Regions from separate parts of the Mus musculus genome. Here region 2 is linked to region 1. Evidence: chromatin loops called from intact Hi-C (ENCODE). Cell type or tissue: gastrocnemius. All regions are shown on one strand.

Evidence for each region. Peaks named below come from ENCODE experiments on the same cell type or tissue, not always from the same donor. Only the 100,000 strongest peaks of a DNase experiment are listed, where the experiment ranks them.
Region 2: it touches region 1 in a loop (2.3-fold over the local background); 3 of 42 quality-filtered maps call a loop at or near these places.

The regions. Positions count from the first base shown.
Region 1 is chr7:102,510,012-102,518,011 of GRCm38, forward strand. It overlaps the pseudogene Gm8556. Among named protein-coding and RNA genes, the nearest start is that of Gm38627, 8.5 kb to the left of the region's middle. In gastrocnemius, a CTCF peak has its summit at 3,264; DNase peaks (open chromatin) are centred at 120, 3,249, 6,442, 6,919 and 1 more place; H3K4me3 peaks cover 941 bases; H3K27ac peaks cover 345 bases.
Region 2 is chr7:102,560,590-102,568,589 of GRCm38, forward strand. Trim21 (tripartite motif-containing 21) reads right to left here and starts at 4,893. Exons shown (of 8, transcript NM_009277.4): 1 at 4,800-4,893; 2 at 3,683-3,751; 3 at 3,105-3,536; 4 at 2,677-2,772; 5 at 1,199-1,429; 6 at 4-26. The coding sequence starts at 3,500. It also overlaps the pseudogene Gm5339. In gastrocnemius, no CTCF peak of the experiment used is centred here; a DNase peak (open chromatin) is centred at 4,957; H3K4me3 peaks cover 1,484 bases; H3K27ac peaks cover 995 bases.

The DNA.
Region 1 (8,000 bases):
TCTGAGCTCGTTGCAGTGTCCCCGAGGCTGCCAAGTGATTTACCACTAATTAAGCCATAATGAACTGGACCTTGGTGTCTCCTTTAGTCTCCCCATGAGGACACAGACTCAGCAGGGCACCTGGGGCCCAATTACAGCAGCCTGGGCCTAATGCCTGGTCCAGCTGAGGCCTGCATCTCAGGGAGTCCCATCTGCCCCAGGTGCCCACTTTGCTTGCCTGGCCAAACTTTTAATGAGCAAAGTGGCTACTTCTCTTACTTGCCTGCCAGTTGCGCAGGCATGACCCTTGGGCCCTGCCTCCTCTCGGCTTAAAGAGATAGAGTGATTTTTAGTGTGTGAAAGATCTTAGTGGATCTATCAATCAACAGTGACCACATGTGACTCTGGTGCAGGCTCAGGCCTCTCAGACCATCATTCTTAGCAATAACAGTCACAGAGTTGACGTGAGGACCAGATGACATCACACACACTGAAGAGCTGGTTATTTAGCAGTGGTTGTTATTGTCCTTAGCCCTGCTGTGACCTTGACTCTGACCTTTCTTTGCTGCAGATAAACTGAACTAGAGCCAGCTCTGACCTGGGTGCTCATAATCACGGGTGTGGGCTTCCTGCCCTGCTGGCCATTGCACTCTCTGCTTCAAGCTGGGTTGACCTAGTGACTGTGCTGTTTTAAGGTCTCCTTTAGCCCAAGTGTCTCTTTTTATTCTCCCAATGTTCCCTAAGCCTCCAGAAAACCAAGGGCCCCGTCTGTAACCAGGTCCATCCCTCACTGCACAGATGGGAGGAGATACAGGAGAGGCAAGACTTGCATGGCTGCCCATCTCAGTGAAGCTAGGCAGGCATTCATCTGTGTACCCATTTGCAGCCTCCAAAGCGAAACCGGGCATACGTCCTTTCTCCATTATTTATTGGGTACATTCCCGTGCCTCTCTTTCTCCAAATAAGAAAATATTAGCATTCCTCTCAGATGCTAGTTTTATTAAATGAGTTAGGGTCCATGTGGAATGCTGGAACTGGGCCTTGGCATGGTGGGTTTTCAATAACCATATTTCCAGTTGCTAGGATCCAGCCACTGATCCACCAGGCATCAAGTGAAATCCTACTGTGTGCCAATGTTGGTGGTACTAGGCCCTGCAGATACAGCAGTGAACAGGCTGGCCCTTGGAGGTATTTTTTACTGGAGGATTCAGATACACAGGGCCATTATTTCAGGATCAAGGGTGTGGCAAGCTGAGGTGGGGTACTCCCTTAGCAGAGGAGCCTCAAGCCCCCTGTAGAGAGATGGGGTGGAGACAGTCAGGGAAGAGTTCCCAGAGTGAAGTATGAAAGGTGTGAAACAGGGTTTACTGAGTTCTCACAATGATGACCTCAGTCCACCTCAGGTCCCATAAGGTAGCAGAGGTTGCTTAGATTCTCCTCAGTGCAACTGATGGCCAAATTAGCTGCCTAAAGTCAACCAGACTGTAAACAGTGGTGCCAGAATCCAACAAGGAGTTGTTTAAACTCAAATCTTGTGCCCATTTCTTCACCTACGGGGGTGTCTGTGATGGTGGTTTTGACGGACAGGTAGAAGGGGGAGGCCCTTGAAGGAGAAGAGACCCTCTCACAGAAAACTAGCTTTCATGAGGACTCAGCCCTGAGATGAGGACCCTAACCCTGCAAGTACGGTGGAGGGGCAGCATGGAGGCTGTCCTAAGTACCAGCACAGGCCTGGCCACACCATGCCTGAGTCCCGGTCCACTCACTAGCGTGACTATGACCTAGAGAAAGTGATGTCATGGCTCTGCACATCAGTTTCATTCTGCAAAATGGGAGAATGACAGTAGCAGGCAAGTGTGGCAATGCCCCCAGCCCTCAGCCCGGAAGCTTTTCGTTACCACCCATAGCATTCTCAGCTCTGAATTTTTCTCTCTCCCCCCAAGTTATCCAGGGAGTTTTAAGGGGTAGATTGGCACATGCGATGGTGCTTAGTGCACAGGAAAATGGCCAGAAAATGTTGTCATTATGAACATTTGAGACGTATCCCAAAGTATACTCCGTCAGACAGTGCCACAGGATGCTAGTGTATGTTGAAAGAGGAAGTTCTGCTATGGTAAGCATCAAAACCCAGACTTAAACCAAGAGAAACATCTGTCCCCCTCGGAAAGACTCCAACTGATTAAAAGAAATTGTCAGCTACTACTCCCCAAAGCTGAGGAGGGTAGCTTAAGTAAGTGGTTCTCAACTTGCAGGGCCATGGAGCTTTTTCCTGTGTAGTGCGTGCGTGCGTGCGTGCGTGCGTATATGTGTGTGTGTGTGTGTGTGTGTGTGTGTGTGTCCTGGAAGATACTTAGGAAAAATGCAAGGCTCTCTTCACCTTAAAAAAAATTGAGGCAGGGTCTCACATAGCCCAGGCTAGCCTCTACTGTAACTGATTACGTAGTGGAGGATGGTCTTTAACCGAGCCAAGCTCGGAGAGCTTTTGTTTTGCCTCAATCGGTCTCTGGGTCTCAGGGTCACCATGTGGGCTTAGGTCTCAGTTTCCTTCTCTGAAATGCGAACAACTGTGTATGTACAACAGGGCCTATCGCAGTGTTGTTAGGACTGAGGAAATTAATGTAAGTAGTTTCACAGTTCCTGGCACACAGACTGTAAATGTGAGCCTTTCACTCTCTTCTGGGGACAAGTCATGATTGATCCTCATTCTGATGTGTGGCTCTTGCCCAGAAGTTAGTAGGTGACCCCCAGCGCTGTCAGTTTGGAGAATAAGTTGAACACACCCCAGGATGAGATATAATGATTACTCTCTCTCCTTTTTCCGCCTGACCACTGGTCACTGGGGAGAGATTACTGGGCCAGGGTCTAGGGTTCAGTGGTCAAGGCTTTTGAATGGACCGGGAGGGGTGGATCTGGAGATCGGGCCAGCAAAACACCGGAAACCCTAGATTCGGTCTCCCTGGCCACTCGTTGGTGTGGCTGTGGCGACCTCGGCTTCCGTGGGTGGCACTGGGAGCTTGCTTGCAGGCGGCCACGGCAGGCTTGCGCCAGGTTGCCAAAGCCGGGCCTCCGCGGCGCTCCGCTGGGGCTCGTTAGCGCCGCGGGCTGGCTGTCGCCACAGCGGCCCGCGGGAGCCTGGCGATCTCGTAAACATTAAGTCCCCATGCTCTGACGAGGCCCGTGGGAAGCGGCGGGGTTGAGGGCGGCCGAAGGCTGTGAGCTGGGAGCGCGGTGCCTGGTGGCTCTGTCACCAGGACCCGGGCGCCCGAGGCTTGTGCGTGCCGCCGCGTGGGGGCGCCCGAGTCCACGGAACGAGCCTGTAGGGTGAGCGCGAAACTGGAAGACACCCGTGCGCTCAGTTTCCTCCACGACCAAACATCGTTCCCGATTCTTCTCTCTAAGCTTTTAAAATAAACTCGATAAACTTGGAACCAGGCGGGGGCTGATGGAGCAGTAGGGAAAGCTGATGTTGGGTGAACATGCCCGGGCACCTCACTTTTTCAGCTTTATTTATTACTTGGCAGCAGGCTGTGTTTCTCAATGCTCAGCTGTGTTCTAGCTTAAATCCAGTTAATCTTTCTCTTCTCCTTACCAAGGGAAAATTAAAATTAGGATGTCAAAAGATCACATATTAGGGTGTGGAGGCACGTGCTTGCAATGCAGAGGTGGAGGTAGATCAGAAGTTCAAAGTCAACCCTGACTACACAGCAAGTTTGATACTAGCCTGGGATACAGGAGATCTGGCATCAATAAACAAGCAAAACCAAACCAAAACCAACCAACTAAACGACCCCCACCGCTGACAAAACAACAACCAAATCAACAAGAAACAAAAGCCCAACCTCTACACCCCTTCTCCCCCCTTCCCTCCTCCAGTCTTTAAACCTGTATTTGGCATTGTTAGCCCCATCAGAGAACCCAGGCCTACTTGGGATGGCCATGACTCTGAAAAGGGGCTAAATTCTCTGGAACTCACTTGCTAGGATCAACACTCATAGGGTAGTGCTTCCTGTGTCTTTCTGTTCTCTACAGTGCAGGGTGTGGATCTACCGCAGAGCTGTCCCTCTCCCCCCAGTTCGGTGTCTTTGTCCCTTCGGACTAGAAAGCAATAGTGCTACAAGCTAATCTCAGACCTGAAGTCCACCACGCAGGGATTTCAATGTCTGTGCTTCTGTCAGACTGGGTTGGGGAGGGATAATGTCTGTCTGAGGATAGCACCTCGTCTGCTCTGCTGGCCACGACAAACCCAGTGGCTCACTATCATTCATCTCTCACAGTTTTGGAGGCTGAGTATTTCAAGACTCGGGTGCTGGCAGATTAAATGCCTGGTGAGCGCCCTATTCTGAGTTTGCAGAAAAAGAGGAAGTTACTGGTCTGTGGGAACAGTAGAAGTGAGACTCAGGCATTTATTGTGGAGCTGGGCAAGGCTCCTTTCCTGAGCCACCAGCTCCAGTTGCCTGACTTCAGTTTACTGGAGGCAGGTATCAGGCTGCTCACAGATCAAGGGCAGTAAGCCTTTATTGATCTGGAGGTGGGGTAGAATAATGCTTGCTAATTTCCCATTGCTCATGGGCACAGTGGAGGTGCTTTCCTTCCTGGGTACAATCTGGCCTGAGGGTTTGCAGGCTTACAGTTCCAACTGAAACCAGAACTGCTGAGCAGTTCATTGCCATGTACAGGGATAGTAGCCTCAGGTTTGGTATGGGCCATATGATCAAACTGTATGTCCTTCAGTTGCCAATAAACACATACGAAGCTCGAAACAGCAAACAGATTAAGATAACTCTAAATTACAATTTTGGAAAAAAGTTTTCTTTCGGTTTTTCAAGACAGGGTTTCTCTGTGTAGCCCTGGCTGTCCTGGAATTCAATTTGTAGACCAGGCTGGTCTTGAACACAGAGATTCACCTGCCTCTGACTCCTTCCTGAGTGCTGGAATTAAATGTGTGTGCTAGCATTCTCATCTGGGAAAATAAACATTTTAAGTGATCGACATGTCTACATGCAGAGTTGAGCAGGGTCTGACTCACAAGTGTTAAGAGAGTACAGGGACAGACACAGTATAAAGACAGAAGTGGCCAGCTTTTATCTGCCTCAGTTATCCATCAGATGCCTACCGGCTGCAGTGAAGGGTCAGAGAAACCGGGAAACTGTTACAGACCCCTCACTGAGGTCTTATCTATAGTTCAGCTGTCGCTTTCCGGAATCAGGGTTAATTAAGAGCAGATGTGATTTTGCTCTGACAGAGTGTCTGACATCAGAGTTGATTTGGATGATTTACAAAGGACATTTCACCGGATGCGGTTTTCTCCCGTTCACACTTTTCTTTTGTCCTTTGTGTAGCCATTTTGAGCCTGATTAGTTTTAGCTCGATCTGGACATAGGGCTTGGCAATCTGGCCCTGTAACCTTGTCTTTTATTTAAAAAACCAAGAGTTTAATCCAGTGAAAGTTAAGGGTCCTGAGTTCTTTGCCCTTTGGTGTTCCTACCTATGGGAGCAGGGTAGGGAACCTTTGCTGCTATGCAAAGCCCTCTTTCCATTCATTACCTTTGTTTCTTCAAAATACTGTTATTTTTCTGAGCTGTTTCCAATTTCCTTTTGAATGTGCTGGCCAGCCTCAGGGTGTGGGATGCTGATTTACAGAGGAACTTGACTCTGTATTTTTAATGTATCTCTGTCATCCTCAGATCACTCTTACCTGTGCCTGTGGCAACTCTCTCCTCCACTGTGCACTGTGTGTGTCATCTGTGTGGTACAAGCACAACTTGCTTGACAATGGGGCTGTATGTCAAGACATTTCTCTTTAAGGCGGTTTCACTGCTGTGTGAATATTGCAGTGTACTTACGGAAGCTTAGGTGGTTGGTATAGTCGGGTATACCCCAGCTGTATCTCTTACTGCTCCAAGGCCATGCTGAGCAGAGTGTGGTATGAAGTCAAGCACTGGAGAATCCCAGATGCAACCCAGAGTTATGCTAAAGCATAACTGTAGGTGTGATGCTGAGTACTGCTTAAATTAGTTTCTTCTATCAGGAGTTCCCTGAAATTAATGTAAGATTACTGGGGTCAGAGCACGTCTGAACTCCAGGGCTTCTATGGAATCTTGGATAGGAGGCGGAGGCAGGACAGTTTCTGAAGGCTTCTGTGCTGGCTAGTCCATTGATAGCCAAGGTTGTCCTTGACCTTCACACAAGGCTGTGGCCACACCTTGACCTCCACCCATACTGTAGCCACGCGTGACTACATACACATGTTTAAAAGTATATTGTATTTAATACATAAGCCTCCTTTGCTATACCTGGCACAACTCTCTATACCACTTCCATGACCTGAGTCCTGCTGGGCTGTGGGTGCCTCTGCACTCTGGAAGCTGGCACGCTGAGGTCCCTGTTTCCCTTGGCCAGTTCCTGCCACAGCTAATTTCCCTGTGGCCTGTCTTGGCACAGAGCCTTCCCTGGCAGAGCAGGCTTGTGTGAGGAGAGACCGTGTGCCTCTATTCCTGGCACTCCTCCAGGACCCTTCCTGGTGGCGCACTACCTGGGTATTATGAGTATGCAGTCCTTCCTGCATGTGACTGCATGTGTTAGGCCTTTATCCAACTGACAGCTCAGTTTCATTAGCTCAGGATCTCGTATGAGTAGTGGGCTGTACTCCTTATCATAGGATGCACTCGGCAGCAGGACTGTTGGTTCCTATAATCTTATGGGACCACTGTTGTGTGTGTGGTCTGGTGTTGAATGAAATGTTGCTATATAGCACATGGCTGTGTGCTGATGATCACCCCTGGACAGAGGGACGAGCCGGAAGCAGGGGGAATTCCATTCTTGCCACTTGGTCTTTCAAGTGGCCAAATTGGCAGGCCTATTACCTTTCTCATTTCCTGCAGAGAGGGTTGTGAGTGCCAAACCTAGCTCCCAGGGGGCTCCCAAGGCTTCCACGCACTTCTCTCACAGGTGGCCCATGAGGAGAGCAGCAAACTGCTCCCTTCTTGCATTTCCACCTCTCTGCCTGGCACAAGCTCTCCACACCGCTCCTGGGAGCTGAGTCCTGTTGGGACCGTGGCTGCCTCTACACTCTGGCAGCTGGCAGGCTGAGGTCCCTGCTTCCATTGATCAGTTCCTGCCACAGCTAATATCTCTGCGGCTTGTTCTGGCTCTGTGCCTTCTCTGGCAGAGCAGGCAACACATGAAAAGACTGTTTTGGGAAGGCTGGCTTCCATCCCTGGCATTTCCCTAGAGTCTTTCCTAGGTGGTTCTGTACTGGGCAGAATTCTCCCAGGAGCCTGCAGGCTCTGTTAATGAAGCACCACAGCCGGTCCTGTGCACACCATGACCTGCTTCTGGTAGGGAGTCTACAGTTATAACTTCACATATGGGTCTTGCCAACCCTTTGATGCCAGGAGTCTTTTTCCTACTTTCCCTCAATATTATAGCCTGCTTTCTCAGAATCCCCATTGCTAAGGTCTCCCCAAATGCTATTTGAGACTCCTGTGGTAACTCTAGCAGGGAATATCCCTTCTGCCAACCCTGGAAGAACATGAGAATAGTAGAGAGTAGAAGCTTGAATGGCCTGATACTGAGTCTCTACAGCTTGTGGAAGTGCCCTGCGGATACTGGAATAGGGAGAGCCTGAACTAAGGCAGGCAGTGTGGAGAGTCCAGGTTTCCCCTCCCTAGGTGGGTCTTCCTTGGCAAAGCCATATATGCATGTCTCACCTTTGTTCTTCCAAAGGTAGTTATTCAGACAAGGATTCATTGTGAAGTTCAACATCCACAAATGTCGTAAGAGACAGTCACCATTAACGTCAGGGATAAAACAAAGAAGCTGTCTTGGCCAAAGATGCTTGCTAGCCCACTCTGGGTCGTGGTTCACTCTTTATACAAAGAGAACGGTCTTGCCAAGCTCCCCCTGTTTGTGTTCCTTTGTGCATACTGGAGATTATTCTTTCTTTTTCACAGTAGGGAAGTGTGGTCTGATTGAAAAGGCAGAGAAAGCAGAGGGAGGTGCGTGAGAGTCACCGGAGCACC
Region 2 (8,000 bases), 51 kb after region 1:
TACCTTTCCAGGATGATCCTCACCTCCTGAGGAGAGAAGAGACAGACAGTCAACTCTGGAGTTTCTGACTGACCACTGAGATGCCATTCCTGGGGCCATGTGACATCGCCCTTGGGTAAGGCCCCAAAGATAACTCTGACAAACCGTTACCAGAAATGGCATGTGATGGCTCACAGAATATCTAGGAAGCCAACGTGGTTATGGCCTTTAGCCATGACCAGGGATTTAAAGACTGACAGAGAAAGAGACTTACAAGGGCTGGGTTCTTGGAGGAGCGGGGCTGGCCATGGAGCCAGTAGAAGAGGAAGATAAACAACAGAACCCGACTGAAGCCGGGAGGTAGCTTCAGGCAGAGAATGGCTTAGGTAGATGTCCAGAGAGGTTCCCTGCTATTTTTGGGCTTGAACTGTTTGTGGAGGAATGGCTAGTTGGTTAAAAGCTTTGTCCTGTGCTGTGGCTAATCCTCTTCACTATTTAGAGTGAGTTCAAGTGAGACTATTCATTCTCAGGCAGTGACAGCCATAACATTTGAACTGGCAGCCTCCTAGGCTCCTTAAAAAGGCACCAGGAAGCTCAGTTCAGTGACAGGCAAGAGGAAGCCTGCCAAGTCAAACCAATACAATCAGTTTTTCTATACAAAGCAGAAAGAAATGTCTGTATGCATCTGACTGAGACAGTGACACAGGTATGAGAAAAGAAACCTAGAGTGTCCCAACACCAGGCTAATATACCAAGGGTGGATGCAATGGATGCAACTTTAGAGTATGAACTGACTCTAAAACACAATCTGTCATCTTAATTTCTGCCTCTTACTACTTAGATAAACTGATGTAAGTTAACGGGAATCTCCCACTAATTCCATTAACATTTTCTCTTCCATGGAGTGAGATTGCAGCGGTACTAACCTGAGCCTGGCAGGCCACTAGTGTGCCCTTTAGGAACCTGAGCTATCATCATTATGGGAAAAATTAGAAAAAAGAATAGTAGTACGAATACATGATTATTTTAGTTCCTATGCTTCGGAAAAAAATTATTTTAAGTTTATTTTGGGAAAAGAGTGAGACTACCTGCAGAACGAGAGCACATTAAAGATAATGTAGGTAGTTTACAGAAACACAACAAGCACATTTTTTAAGAGCCGTTCCATATAGCGCAGGCTTTTCCCAAGGTACTCCTTGTGCCTGCGCAGGGGTCGCACCTGCAGTAGCTCCAGCTCTGAACCACGAATCCTCCTCTCCAGCTCTGAGATCAGCTCCTGCAGGGCCTGGTTCTTCTCAGCCAGCTCAGCCTCCTTCTTCCCCAGGAGTCTCAGGTACTCCCTTTGATCCTTCTCCAGCCTCTGCAGCTGCCTCTGCTCCTCCTGAGCCAGCAAGCTATTCTGAAGTGCGAACTCTGCGTGAATCCTCGACTTCTGGGTGTCAATGTTCCTCTGTGGTGGCAAGGGGAAGACAAGAGGTTTTCTTTTTTCTTTTTATTAGATATTTTCTTAATTTACTTTTCAATTGTTATCCCCCCTTTCTGGTTTCCCCTCCAAAAACCCCTCATCCTATCCCCCCTCCCCCTGATCACCAACCCACCCACTCCTGCTTCCTGACCCTGTCATTCCCCTAGATCGGGGCATAGTGCCTTCACAGGACCAAGGGCCTCTCCTCTCATTGATATCCAACAAGGCCATCCTCTGCTACATATGCTGCTGGAGCCATGGGTACTTTTTGGTTGGTGGTTTAGTCCCTGGGAGCTCTGGGTGTATTGGTTTGTTCATATTGTTGTTCTTCCTATGGGGCTGCAAACCCCTTCAACTCCTTGGGTACTTTCTCTAGCTCCTTCATTGGGGACCATCAAGAGTTTTCCCATAAAAATTTCCTAAGCTTGGGTGGTGTCTGTCCCCTAGACCCCCCCCCCCCCCACCTACGCATGCTTCCGGCACCAGATATTTTCTCAACCTTTCTTCCAAAAGCTACTAACGCCCATGTGAGTTCCTCTGTCTTACTATCTCAGCAAGTTGTAGAGCATAAGACCTGTTCCCATACCCATTGATACCCTGGGTGGAAAGCAGTGGTCCCAGGAAAACAGTCTTTGCCATCTTGGGAGGGTCAAGTTTTTGCTACTCATTTGGGGTCTGTGATTGGCTGTGAGCCTCTCATTCCTACCCAGTTTCAGATGCATTTCATTTTCTACCAGCAAATTCTCACTGTGACAGGCTTTAGGTCCCTAGCAGGCTTTGGACTAATAACTTGCTCACCATCAAGCAGCCACCAGGTCAGGTGGACTTCCTATCACAGACCCAAGAAACTAATGTTGACTATGCTGTTCCCTGAGACAGGGTCAGAAGGAATGACGAAACCTTAAACTTTCTCCAGAAATTCTTGATATTTGTGCCAGATTGGGGAAAATCCCATCTGATTTTAAGCTTCCTTCTTTCCTCTTCCCTCCCTCCCTTCTGCCTCCCTTCATCCCTGACTCTCTTCTATCCCTCCCTCCTTCCTTTCCTTCTCTCTTTCCTTCTCCTCTCTTCCTTCCTTTCTTTCAATTCCTCTCTATCTGGAGTCACAGTGTGTGGATGGGTCTTGGAGAGTGACCTATATAATAACTCTACCGCCCCTTGGATAGGCACAGTCATGGTTAAGGCTTGCTTGAGGTCAAGACCTGGGACACAGCCCAGCCTACAGCTCTTGCCTTCCAGTCTGTTCTTTGCATCGTGAGATCCATTTCCATCTTCTCGGCCAACTCTTTCCCCTTTCTCAGTTTTTCTAAAGCCACGTGGATCTTCTCCTGTAGAAAAAGATGGCAGGTTAGTCCCCAGGTTGGAGGAGGCAGATGGAAAGACTATGGAAGAAATCTAGTATGTCTTAACAAAAACAGAGTTACACCAATGGGTAACGGGATCTGGGCCACTGCATTTCTAATGTACCCGGGAGCCACGAGGAAGCACGATGCATGACTCCTTTCCCATGGCTTTGCCTCTGCTGCTGAGAAATAAAGTTGTATTCCATACACAAGCTCCTCTCAATGAAGGGAGAAATTATCCCTTCATCCCCCAACTTCTCAGCCACCATTCTGGGGGACAAAGTGGCTATGTTCTTTAGTCTGTGCTAAGGCCTTACCTGGTATACCTTAGCAGCCTCTTCAATAGGGACCCTGGTGTGGTCCCGGTGTTTCCCAGACTGGGCACACACCCAGCAAAGGGCCTGCCCATCTTCCTCACAGAATAGGTGAAGCTTCTCTCCATGCTTCATGCAGTGCGTTTCCTGGGTACTCTTCTTGGTATTCTGGGCTATCTGTTTAAGGTTTTCCACCATGTTGGCTATATGTCTATTGGGCCTGAGGTTTCGGAGCAGAAACTGTTGCCGGCACTCGGGACATGAACTGCCCCCATTCTTCCCAACTTCAAAAATGCATTCCTTGCAAAAGCAATGGCCACATTCGATACTCATAGGCTCCACCATGGGATCCAGGCAGATAGAACAGGTGACCTCCTCCCACATCTTTTCCAGAGACATTTTTGAGGTTGTAGAGGGTGATATCTGCCGTGGAATCTTGAGAGATGCAGAGGGGCGAAGAGATAAAAATGAGAGTTTGTAGGACAAAAGCAAAAGCAAGGCAAACCCCAAACTCCCCCAAATAATGCCAAGGTGGACAAGCGATGACACAGGAGGGAAAGGCAGAAGGCAAAAGCACCAACCTGAATGACAGGAGCCTCTCCTCCGGCCTCACCCACTGAGCAAGCCAGGCAGAAGGGGAAACCGAGTTTCTAGAAGAGACAGAGAAAACTGGTGGGGGTAACGCTGCTAACAGCTCCACCGTCACCACACCCATCCCTGCTTAACCCTCACTGTCTAGGCGTCTCCCATTTCCTTTCTGTCATCTTATGCCTCTACTGCCCAGAGACGTCAGTCATGGCAGTAACGACCATTTACCATATCACCACAGACCCTCCATATTCCAACCAGAGTTAGCTCATACTAGTCTTCATTAATCTTGGCAGAAACCACAGGGGTCAGGCATTAGGAGTCAAGGTTTATGCAGCTATACATCATAGTAGACATTTTGTCAAATATGACAGGCTGCACATATGGTGGTTGTGCAATAGGCAACACAATGCAGCCTAGGTGTGTCATTAGCGACCCCACTCAGGTTCATGTAAGATGTCATTCATTATCCGGAGTACATTGTCTAAGAGTATATGGCCCAGTTATAAGAGTTGCATGTGTGTATATGCATGTTTTTATATATGTATGTACACATATATTGATGTTTTTATATGCAAACTATACTTGTGCACAAATGCATCAATGTAGGCGTGCCCATATGTTCCCCTCTATAAATGTCTATGTACATAACATGCAGGTGTGCTCACCGGTGAACATTTTTGGGGAGCACTCCCTGGGCTCTTCTCTAAGCTGCTCCAAACCTAGTCTCAACTTCCTTTAGGGTGTGGAGTATCTTAAATCCACAGAAATTTCTACATGGATAGCACTCTCCTCAAGCAGGGATCTTCAAGGGGTAAGGGTTTCCCTGAGCTCCCCTCTGGCCTAGGTCACCACCCTGCTTCTCCTGCCCTTGCTAGGACTGTCGTCTCAGCTAGTCCAGGGCACTAGGAAAGTCACTTTCAGAGCCCAGCTTCCACAGGCCAGCATGGGCAGCTCTGCAGGGCTAGGACAAGACAACTCTGATGAAAAGAAGCAGCAGGTGGGTTCGCAAATTCCCGAGTGTGGGGTGCTGATGGGAAGAGGCTCCTTGAATCTGGTGTGGGGATAAAGAGCCCACCTAGGCCGGCCAGGGGTCCCAGTCTCACTCACCTAACCAGGGTCCTCAGCTTTAGTTATGTGCTCCCAGCTTCGCTTTTGCAAGCCTGCAGTCCAAATTTCACTTTCAGTTTCCTCTCAGAGGCAGGTCTAGCAGGAAGAGGGAGGAGCAAGGGGAGGAGTGAGGAGTTGAGTGGCAAGAGGAGGTTAGAGGCAGAGAAGGCGGAGGCTGGGCGGAGACTGGGCAGAGACAGGGCAGAGAGTGGGAGGAGAGAGGTCAGAGGTGCAAGAAACTGACTCCTGGCCACAGGCAGGGAAAAAACTCAGTACCTGTCCTCCTGGGTCTCTCTAAGGCCCCCTTGTCCCCTTTAACAGAATGTAATCTACAGGATATCGATCTTTGACACTGGTCTTTTCTTCTTACCTGGGAGCTTCTGAGAGAAGAGGTCTGAATGGGAGAGGGAGGAGTCACCATCTGTTTCCTACAGGGATGGATAGCTTCCCCCAAGACTGATCCCGCCACCGTCACTGTTTTTTATTAGTATATATTAATTGTACAGAGTACTTGAAGTATACCCATTTCCCACCACTCTGTTGTGTGATTTTGCTCTTTTCAAATAGTTTGGGGCTAGAAATTTATTCTTTATGATGTCAAGGTATGTGTTGTACCAGTGAAGGGAGTTAAGACTTATGGACAATTGATATTGTATTATAACTTGCGCTAAAAACAGCAGTGGAATTTTCCTCGCTATTTATTATATTTAGGAAACAAAACCATTCTGTGATTTGAAATTTCTAGTCCTGTTTAAGAGATCTCTCTTAGTGAAAGGCCGCCAGGCAACATCTACTGTCTAGATTGTGCTGTTGTACTGGGGCTTGGTTCCTGGAGCACAACAGTCCTAGAAAGCAGAATGAAAAAGAGTCAAGCATCCGAAAGGACGAAGACATCTATAAACATCAGAAAACGACTCTGCTTCTACCACGGAAGGTCTGCTGCTATTTCCTGCAGGCAAAGAACTTGGGTCCCAAAATAAGGCAGAGGGTAGAGTCAATGTCTATTTTGCTATTCACCACCAGAGGATGCTCTGTTTCAGTTTACACACTGGATAGAGAGATTAATGCACACCCTAGGGGTGTGCTGATATATACTCTATAATGTGCACACAGGACTACTAACATATTGTACTCAGAGCTGCCTCAGCTCCCACCTTGGTAATTGTTTGAAGACCCCACCTACTGAAGACCCAAACTCCCTTCACTCACAGATAGTACTTTGATATTTCAAACTTCCCTCTCCCTGACAAAATGACCCAAGTCTTTATTTGGGAAGAATTAATGCTATTGATATTATTGTCTAGCACATTATTAGTGTGTTGGTGAAGTGAGATGTTTATACTTTGGGTTTTAATCATATTCTCTACTAACTTGAGTGTGTATTGGCAACCCAAGTTGTCCCTGGTGATATGCAAGTACATTTTGTCCAGGACAGGAAAAGCTTCTTCTACTTATTTCTAATTTAGTGACTTAAGAAGCCCCCAAAAATATGGAAGCAGAAGGAGGACCAGTTGGAAACAAGAAAGGACCAACGGGTGTGGGAGAGGGACAAGAAAGGATGACGGGTGTGGTGGCGCACGCCTTTAATCCCAGCACTCCGGAGGCAGAGGCAGGCGGATTTCTGAGTTCGAGGCTAGCCTGGTCTACAAAGTGAGTTCCAGGACAGCCAGGGCTATACAGAGAAACCCTGTCTCGAAAAACCAAGAAAAACCAAACCAAACCAAAAAGGATGACGGAGGGCTGACCACTTGCTGGTTTTAACAATGTATCAGAATTATAGCCCTTTACTCTCATGGTTAAAGCCTTTGTTGATCCCTATAATAAAATATCACAGATCGAGTAATTCATTAAAAAAAACATACCTTTCTTTTTTATAGTTGTGGAGGATGGGAAGTAAGGCAGCAGCAGACTGGTCTTTCCAGACTTGCTCTTTTCCTCAAAGACAAGGCCTTCTCTTTGTATCCTTTCTTTTTCTTTCTTTCTTTTTTAAAAATAAGGATCCTAATCCATAGCTTCACTTCTTGTTACTGTCATATCATCATCACCATCGTCGTCATCATTATCTCGATCTATTAATTTCACTAAGACACAGACATAGATGAGATTTTCAATTTGGTGCCACACCTCCACTCTCAACAAGTCATGGCCCAGTTTTACTGACCACCTGTTCTGATGATGCACACTCAAGATGATGGTTTCCATAACCTCATTACTAGGAATTATATATAAAACAGTTACTGGTTACAGGTAATGCTTTGGAAAGAGCTTAATGGAGCAAAGTTAAAAATGGTGATGCTTGGTAGATACAATGTAGGAGAGAAAACAGATATGCTGGAATATTACTTATTTTGTTAGAAAAATTTGATTTATTTAACATAAATAATATTTAATGTAAATAATGTAAAAAATTCACCAGAAAACTGCTCAGATTTTTCTTAGAAACAGTAAAAAACAGGCTAAAAGCAATATAATATATGATGATATAGCATATTACATGATTTATTATATATGTTATTTATGGCAGCACTTCTACTTCCTCCAGGAGCCACCTACTTCCTCCTTTCACTTCCCACAGGAAGTGAAGGGAAACTCAAATCTTTTTAAAAAATTTCTTATTTTATGTTTATTACTGCTATTTAGTCACAGAAAAGATGAACACTTTACAAGAAATGTCCTTTATCATATGCCATATAGGTATAATTTTATGTGAAGAGGAACTATGAGAGAACAGGCTATCTTTACAAGGAAATAAAGAAACAGCAATAAAAGAATTCTTCCATATAAAGATTTTAAACCAAATTATTCATTTCAGAATACAAAACCTTCATTGTCGGAAGGAAAGAGAAAAACAGCAAAGAAAACAGTAAGACAGAAGACCAAGAATAAAGAACTCTTCTCTAGAGATGCACTGCATATGTAGTATATACGTATGGTCTGAGTTATCACAAAAGTACTCACGGATTATAGTCAATTCTCATATAGTTAGAAACAGCACTTTCCAAGCAAGTGCAATTGGCCCAGCACTTTCTCAGTCTCCAGTTACATGACGAGTTAAAGTTGTGTAGCAGTCACTGCTGACGAGCACTATCAAGACAAACGCTGGACAAGATATAATTTTTCTCCTTGTTCATTGTAAAGATCGGTGCCTGTTTGTAATGTTCTACAAGTTCCTCCATGGTGCTGAATTTCTGCTGCCCAATG